Linked DNA regions of Homo sapiens: regions 1 and 2 are each linked to region 3. The links are chromatin loops, found by intact Hi-C in ENCODE. Cell type or tissue: endothelial cell of umbilical vein. All regions are shown on one strand. Region 1 overlaps GABBR2 (gamma-aminobutyric acid type B receptor subunit 2). Region 2 overlaps NANS (N-acetylneuraminate synthase). Region 3 overlaps ANKS6 (ankyrin repeat and sterile alpha motif domain containing 6).

Region 1 (2,500 bases), 240 kb before region 3:
TGGTGAAAATACTCTAATGATACTATAATGATGAATACATGTCATTACACATTTGTCCAAAACCATTCAATATACCCCACCAAGAGTGAACCCTAATGTAAACTCTGGAGTCTGGGTGATGATGCCCTGTCAATGTAGATTCATCAGTTGTAACAAATGGGCCACTCTGACAGGGATGGTGAGAATGAGGAGGCTGTGCCTGTGTGGGGGCAGGGAGCGTATGGGAAATCTCTGTACCTTACTCTCAATTTTGCTATGAATTTAAAATCCTCTAAAATTAGTCTCTTAAACAAACAAAGCAGAGGCACAAAGAGGCAAGTAATTCTCATGACCATGTCCCTGGGAGTGGCAGGATCAGGGTCAAAGGCCAGGTCTCCATAAGCTCACATCCTAGAATCCAAAATTCTTTGAGCTAGGAGGGATCTTAGAGGTCAACTGGCCCAATTCTCTTAGCTTACAGAAAGGGAAACTGAGACCCAGAGACAGCAAGTGATTGGCTTACGGGTACTTAAGCACTTAGTTGGTTAGCTGCAACATAGAATTGAGAGCCCAAAGAATAACTTGGTGAGGATGGTTGGGTAGACCATAAGACTTGAAAAGGGGGAGAGACCCAAATGTCTCTGCCTCCCTCTGCTGTCTTTCTAGGCATCCCCTGCCCACTGCCTTCATCTCCACCCCAAGCCCTATCTCCCTCCTGGGCCCGCAGTGCCCATGTGACATCACTCAGCACTCTGGCCTCTCAGCTCCTTGCCCTAAATTCCAGTGACCTGCACCTCCATGCCACAATGGGTCTTCACACATCACCAGGGTCTGGACTCTCGGTACTTATGCCCCTCTTCTGGCTCTGTCCACAGCCTCCCAACAACCCTCCAGTTCCTTACCGCAGCCCCTCAATGTGCACACGGGTTACCTGCCTGCCTATCCCTCTCCAACACAGACTTCGTGGACCACCCAACTCTTCACACCCCTACTGTTGTCTTCCATCTGGCAGGGCCCCCAGCACTGGACCAAGGCCTCCCTCCACCTTCTCCATCCTGCTCCTCAGTCCCCAGGCCTGCTGAGGGCCACAAGTAGACCGAGGCCACCAGGTAGAATGGGGCTACTTTGAGCTCAAGGTCTCCCACCACCAGAGGGCGTCACTTCCACCCTGAGCTCCTGACTCTGAGCCAATTACGCAGGACGTGAGTTCTCAACGCTGGCGACACACTGAAGCCACCTGGAGAGCTTGGACAGGCTCCAACACCAGGGTCGTCCAGTGTGGTTGCTCTGGGGATGGCCTGGGCATCAGGATTTTCAAAGCTCCCCAGATGCTCCATCCATACAAGGGATTACCACTCAGCAGTAGAAAGAAACAAACCACCGCCACATGCCACAGCATGATGTGCCTCAAACACTGCGCTAAGTGAAAGAAGCCAGACGCAAAAGACTGCGTGTTCTTTAATTCCATTTATATGAAATTTCCAGAAAAGGTAAAACTATTCCTGGGGCTGGGGGGTGGAACTGACTACAAATGGGCACATGGGAATTTTTAGAGTGATGAAGAGTGTTCTAAAACTGGATTGTGGCGATGGTTGCACAAACACATACTTTTTTTTTTTTGAGACAGGGTCTCACTGTCTCCCAAGTTAAAATGTGCAGTAGGGCAATCATAGCTCACTGCAGCCTTGAACTCCTGGGCTCAAGCCTCTCAGGTAGCTGGGACTATAGGTGTGCACCATCATGCCCAGTTAATTTTTGTATTTTTTTTTGTAGAGACAGGGCTTTGTCATGTTCTCCAGGCTGGTCTCAAACTTCTGGGCTCAAGCAATCCTTCCACTTTGGCTTCCCAAAGTGATGGAATTACAGGTGTGAGCCACCACACCTGGCCAACATAAAAAATTTATAAAAAATAATTGAACTGTACATTAACAACGGATGAACTGTATGGTATGTAAATTATATCTCAATAAGGCTATTAAAAGTGAAGAAAAGGAAATGGAAGAAAATCCAAAAATGTACATTTTATTTTGTATTAAAATCAAAATTTCCCTGGTGATTCTAGCGAGCAGCCAGAGTTGAGAACACAATGCAGGAAGCCTCACCACTCACCCCCAGGCTGTGTCATTGATCTCTGGTCCTCCACAGCACAGGGCCCATCACAGACCATGGCACATAGGAGGCCACACTGATTTTTTGAGTGAATGGGCCTGCATTTTCAGTTTGCCCCATGAATCACTGGAGAAGCAAATGGCTATTTAGTGAGCACCTACTACACAGAGATCTTTCATTTCTGTTTTCTCACTTAACCATCTCATCTTCAGTACCTGCAAGGTAGGATAAATAGCCCCATTTTACACAAGGGAAAAGTGGATCTCTATGAGGCCTAGGATCTCACAGCCATCACTTAGCAAGGATGGGCTCAGAGATCAGCCCACCTGGTACCAAATCCTTCCTTCTTTTGTCTCATTTACATCTTTCATCCAGAGGGGGCATGGCAGAGCAAGCTGAAACTTTCCAGTAG
Region 2 (2,500 bases), 700 kb before region 3:
AAAGTTCTATTGAGAAGGCAAATGGAAGCCATGACCAAAAAGGTGACTCCTGAGGGACATGCTCTCCTCACACACAGTGGCCATCCCAGCAAAGCCGCCCTTCCCTCCAGCACCTGCCTCTGTCCTAGGCACGGTGCCCTCTGACAGGCTGCTGCCCTGAGGCTGGCCCAGCCTATTTGTGGCTACACCCTTCCCCTGACTCCCTGTTCTCCCCAGCTCATCACCATGGGCTTTTTTTTTTTTTTTTTTTTTTTTTTTTTTTGAGACGGAGTCTTGCTCTGTCACCCAGGCTGGAGTGCAATGGCATGCTCTTGGCTCACTGCAACCTCCACCTCCCAGGTTCAAGTAATTGTCCTGCCTTAGCCTCCCGAGTAGCTGGGATTACAGACACACACCAACACGCCGGGCTAATTTTTGTATTTTTAGTAGAGGCGGGGTTTCACCATGTTGGCCAGGCTGGTGTCAAACTCCTGACCTCGTGATCTGCCCGCCACGGCCTCCCAAAGTGCTGGGATTACAGGCGTGAGCCACCGCGCCTGGCCTGGGCTTCTTTTTTTTTTTTTCCAATCCTGAAGGATCCAAAACCTGAGGGGAGAGGAAGGGACTTTAGAAAAATCTCAGCTCCACTCCTCTCTTTCCTTACCCCTGACTCAGATCAGCAGTTCCCAGAGTGTCCCACAGGACACAGTACAGAAATGGGGTTCTGTGGGCACGTGTTGTCCACCCTCATTCATTAATTGATTTAGAATCAATAAAGGGTTTTTTGGTTTATTTTTTGTTTTGTCACCCAGGCTGGAGTGCAGTGACACGACCTCAGCTCAGTGCAGCCTCAACCTCCTGGGTTCAAGCAATCCTCCCACTTCAGCCTCCTGAGTAGCTGGGACTGCAGGCACACACCACACACCCGGCTAATTTTTATATGTTTTGTAGAAACGGGATTTCGCCATGTTGCCTAGGCTGGTGTCAAACTCCTGGGCTAAAATGATCCTCCTGCCTTGGCCTCCCAAAGTGCTGGGATTACAGGCATGGGCTACCATGCCTGGCCAGAATTAATAAAGTTCTGAGTCGAATAAGTTTGGGAAACACTGGGTTTGGAACTCAGCTAAGTTGATTTACTGGGACCCTCTAAGAAGGCATTAAGGCAGGGTAGTGTTTCTCCCAAACGAGGCTATCCATGGGACCCATTTCTGCATGTTGAACTCAGCTGGGAGCCCGAGGAGAGTTGTACATGCCTGAGCTCCCTTCAGACTCCCACAGACTTTGTGCTATGGGGCAGGAGGGAGAGAGGAGTGCTGAGGCTGCCGGGCTGCATGGAACCCCAGATAGAGGGAACCCGATAGCACGGTCGGCAGGCTAGGGGAAGTCAAGGAGTCCCTGAAGAGAAAGGGGTCACCAGTTGCTGACCCAGCCTGTAGTAGCCCCTAGGCACAGCGATACTGTCTTAGGGCTGAAAGTTAGGATCTTCCAGATTACTCAGATTCCCTTTGCCCGATGGCTCTGAGTGGCAGTTTTCTAAATGTCCACTGGGTGGCGCTGGCTCCCCAGGAGGCGGCAAAATGAGGCGCCCCTTCCCTTTCCAGCAGGAATTGGCCTTTTTCTTTACTTGAAAATTACAGAATTCCATGCAGATTTTACAGCCTCTGTAGGTAAGCTTTCACAAGGTGTTTTTCTGCACTTGTCCCCCCTCCTTGCCCCGATCGCTCTGCCCCTCTCTTGGGGGGGTTTCTGCTTCTGTTTATGCCCTGGTGGGCCACACCACACTCCCACAAGATGAACATTATACAAAAGAAAACTCAGTGGAAGGTTCCTTCTTTAAACAGAAAGCACTCTCTTCATCTGCCAAATGAAGTGAGAAGGGTAGGAAAATTAGATTTTATTGAAAAAATATATTTAAAACTGATGTTTTTTCAGTTCTGTCTTAGGGCTAGTTAGCAGTGTTATGAGACACAAACAGGAAGGAGTGAGGTGGAAAGGTATGGAAGGTACTGGGCATGGCAGCTGAAGCTTGCAACCCCAGCACTGTGGGAGGCCAGGGTGGGACAACTGCTTGAGGTCAGGAGTTTGAGAACAGCCCGGGCAACATAGCAAGACCCCATCTCCACAGCAAATTAAAAAAAAAAAAAAATTAGCCACATGTGGTGGCACGTGCTTGTGGTCCCAGCTACTTGGGAGACTGAGGCAGGAGGATTGCTTGACCCCAGGAGTTTGAGACCAGTCTGGGCAACATAGCAAGACCCCGTCTCTACCACAAAAGAAAAGAAAAAGATGGAAGGGGAAAAGAGAAGAGTTAAAAATAAAGCAGAGGAAGAGCAGTGAGAAAGGTGAAGGAAGGGAGGAAAGGAAGGAAACGGTGGGAGGGAGGGAGGAAGGAAAGGGAGAGAGGGAGGGAAGGAAAGGGAGGAAGGAAAGGGAGGAAAGGGAGGGAGGGAGGAAGGAAGGGAGGGAGGGAAGGAGACAGGAAGGGAGGTAGGTTGGTTGGTCCGTCGGTCCGTCGGTCCTA
Region 3 (2,500 bases):
GGGGGGCAGGCACACTGGCGCCCTCTACAGGGCATGAGCAGTTGGGGAAGTAGTACACCTCCGGGGTTCCCAGGCTGGCTCTGTCCTGCTTTTCTGAGTCTCTAAACAAGTGCTGTCCCCTCTTTCCCTCTAGACCACAACAAGCTCATCCAGCAAACGGGGTTGAGTTGGAAACTCACAGCGACAAATCCACCACCACAAAAGGGTATTTTCCCTCCCTGGGGTAACAGTCTAAATTGTTGCTATCTTTCTGGAAGCCAATGACATTCACAACCTTTGACCCAGGAATTCCATTTCTAGGTATTCATCCTGAGCAAATAATCAGGCAAGTGGGGGAAACGAAGGTATAAGGACATTCATCTGAGCTGTTAAAATAACAAAAAACTAGAAATCCCAGAGTCTGACAGTTCAGTCTTGGATAAAGAGACACGTTCCTACACTAGAATGTTCTAATGTAGCCATTAAATATGATGTGGCTACATGGTGTTTTATGACATGGAAAAGATGGTCACAACACATAAATCACAAATAAATTGGATTCAACACAATATGGGAAAGATACTAACAGTGCCAACCTCAGGAATATTAAATGAGCTGATACATGCAAAGTGCGATGAATAGTAGCTGGTACTTAGTAAAAGCTATGGTATTTGCTATTATTATATACAACATCATATCATATTTATACATGCTAAAAAACTGCTTACAAAAAATACTCAAAAGACATATCCATAAAAATGCCAACCATGGTTATAGTTGGGTGTGTGATCAGGGATGAATTTATTTTCCTTCTATATGTTTTACTGCTTCTTCCAAAATTTCTAAAATAGCATTTCTGTCTTCACACCAAAAATAATTATTGCTATTTAATAACATGATCAAACGTCAGGCAGCACAAGCCCCCACAGTCAGTGTTCGAGCCATCAATTTACACCTGTTGGGGTGGCAGGGAGCCGTGGGCAGATTGGGTCAGGACCCCTCGCTGGGCTCTAAAGTTCCTGACACTGCTGATGCCTTTTCTGGGAGCCCCCTCTGCTCCCTTGTCCTCAGCAATACTGCCCTCTGCTGGCTAGTATTAGGGTCTTAGCGCTAAAGGGACTCAAGTCCAACTTTAACCACTAAGCTCTCATGTCAGAGGAAACAAACGTGAAACCCAGAGAGGGGAGGTAACACATCCAAGTTCACACCACGGAGCTTATTCTGGGCCAGACACTATGCTAAGAACTTCCTGGGAGTGATCTTGTTTAAAAACCATAACCATGAGGGATCCCCGAAGTCAGAGACTGCAAACTGTCCCCCAGTATCTACTTTTCACATCTTAGAAATGACACCCCTAATGTTCATTTAGATGGGCACAGGACCACTTGGAACAAAGACTTCATTTCCCAGCTTCCCCACTGTGATTTAAGCAGAGTAGTTGCCAAAAACCCTTTTTTTTTTTTTTTTTAAAGACAGAATCTTGCTCTGTTGCCCAGGCTGGAGAGCAATGGCACGAGCTTGGTTCACTGCAACCTCCACCTCCCGGGTTCAAGCAATTCTCCTGCCTCAGCCTCCCGAGTATCTGGTATTACAGGCGCCCACCACCATGCCCAGCTAATTTTTGTATTTTTAGTAGAGATGAGGTTTCACCATGTTGGCCAGGCTGGTCTCAAACTCCTGACCTCACGTGATTCACCTGCCTCCGCCTCCCAAAGTGCTGGGATTACAGGCATGAGCTACTGTGCGTGGCCCCAAGAAACTTCCTTAAAGACAGCTGGCATGTGCCCATGGCTACCTCTTCTCCCCTCCTCTCTCCTGCTGGCTGGAATGAGGCCGTCATGGGCCAGAGCTCTGGCAGCCATCTTGAACCAAGAGGTGACCTGAGAAACAGAAACTACACATGGGGGACCAACAGGCAGAAAGGACTCAAGTCCCTAACTCCAATGAGCCATATACTAGTTCTGGACTTTGTTTACTTGAATGAAGTAGGCTGCTGTCTTATTTACACCATTGTTACTTGGGGATTTTCCGTTACTCACAGTTGACCCTAATCCTAATACATCTCTAAGTTACAGATGAGGAAACTGAGGCCTCCCCAGCTGGAAACATAGCCTCCTCTTTGACTCCTCTCACCCTGGTTCTCCACAGCCCAAATGGTGAGTCTTCATTTCTCATGCTGCCCATCAATTCCTACCCTCAATCCCCTGCCTCCATGAGAACAGGGCCAGGGCTGACACCCAGCGGGTGAGCACCAGCACAGCCCTCTCCACAGTTTAGAGCTGGCATCTGTTCTGACTCCTCAGTGCCAGAGCTAAGCCCACTGTTACACATTCTCATCACCAACCCTATCTGTGACCACTACAAAGACAGACAAACACCTACATCCCTCCTTGTAAATCAATCAACTGATGATTGCCGGAGACCTAAAATGCTTTTAGAAAAGCCCCACACTCACCATGGTTGTCAATAACGTGTCTTCCTTTTCTCCTCTTGTGCTCCCAGGACCTGAGAGACAAATGGA

What was found. A loop is a pair of places that touch in the nucleus more often than their neighbours do. Peaks named below come from ENCODE experiments on the same cell type or tissue, not always from the same donor. Only the 100,000 strongest peaks of a DNase experiment are listed, where the experiment ranks them.
Region 1: a loop joins it to region 3, with 8 times the contacts of the local background. A loop is called at or near these places in 10 of 110 quality-filtered maps.
Region 2: a loop joins it to region 3, with 28 times the contacts of the local background. A loop is called at or near these places in 4 of 110 quality-filtered maps.

The regions. Positions count from the first base shown.
Region 1 is chr9:98,535,870-98,538,369 of GRCh38, forward strand. All of the region lies in intron 3 of GABBR2 (gamma-aminobutyric acid type B receptor subunit 2), which reads right to left. Among named protein-coding and RNA genes, the nearest start is that of GABBR2, 170 kb to the right of the region's middle. In endothelial cell of umbilical vein, a CTCF peak has its summit at 1,106 (motif pointing right); no DNase peak of the experiment used is centred here.
Region 2 is chr9:98,073,041-98,075,540 of GRCh38, forward strand. The region is part of intron 2 of NANS (N-acetylneuraminate synthase); the gene reads left to right. It also overlaps a transcript of TRIM14 not described here. Among named protein-coding and RNA genes, the nearest start is that of NANS, 18 kb to the left of the region's middle. RefSeq lists an enhancer at 1,593-2,399. In endothelial cell of umbilical vein, a CTCF peak has its summit at 1,510 (motif pointing right); a DNase peak (open chromatin) is centred at 1,541.
Region 3 is chr9:98,774,971-98,777,470 of GRCh38, forward strand. It overlaps ANKS6 (ankyrin repeat and sterile alpha motif domain containing 6), which reads right to left. Exons shown (of 15, transcript NM_173551.5): 8 at 2,435-2,484. Among named protein-coding and RNA genes, the nearest start is that of ANKS6, 20 kb to the right of the region's middle. In endothelial cell of umbilical vein, CTCF peaks have their summits at 34 (motif pointing left) and 1,071 (motif pointing left); a DNase peak (open chromatin) is centred at 1,071.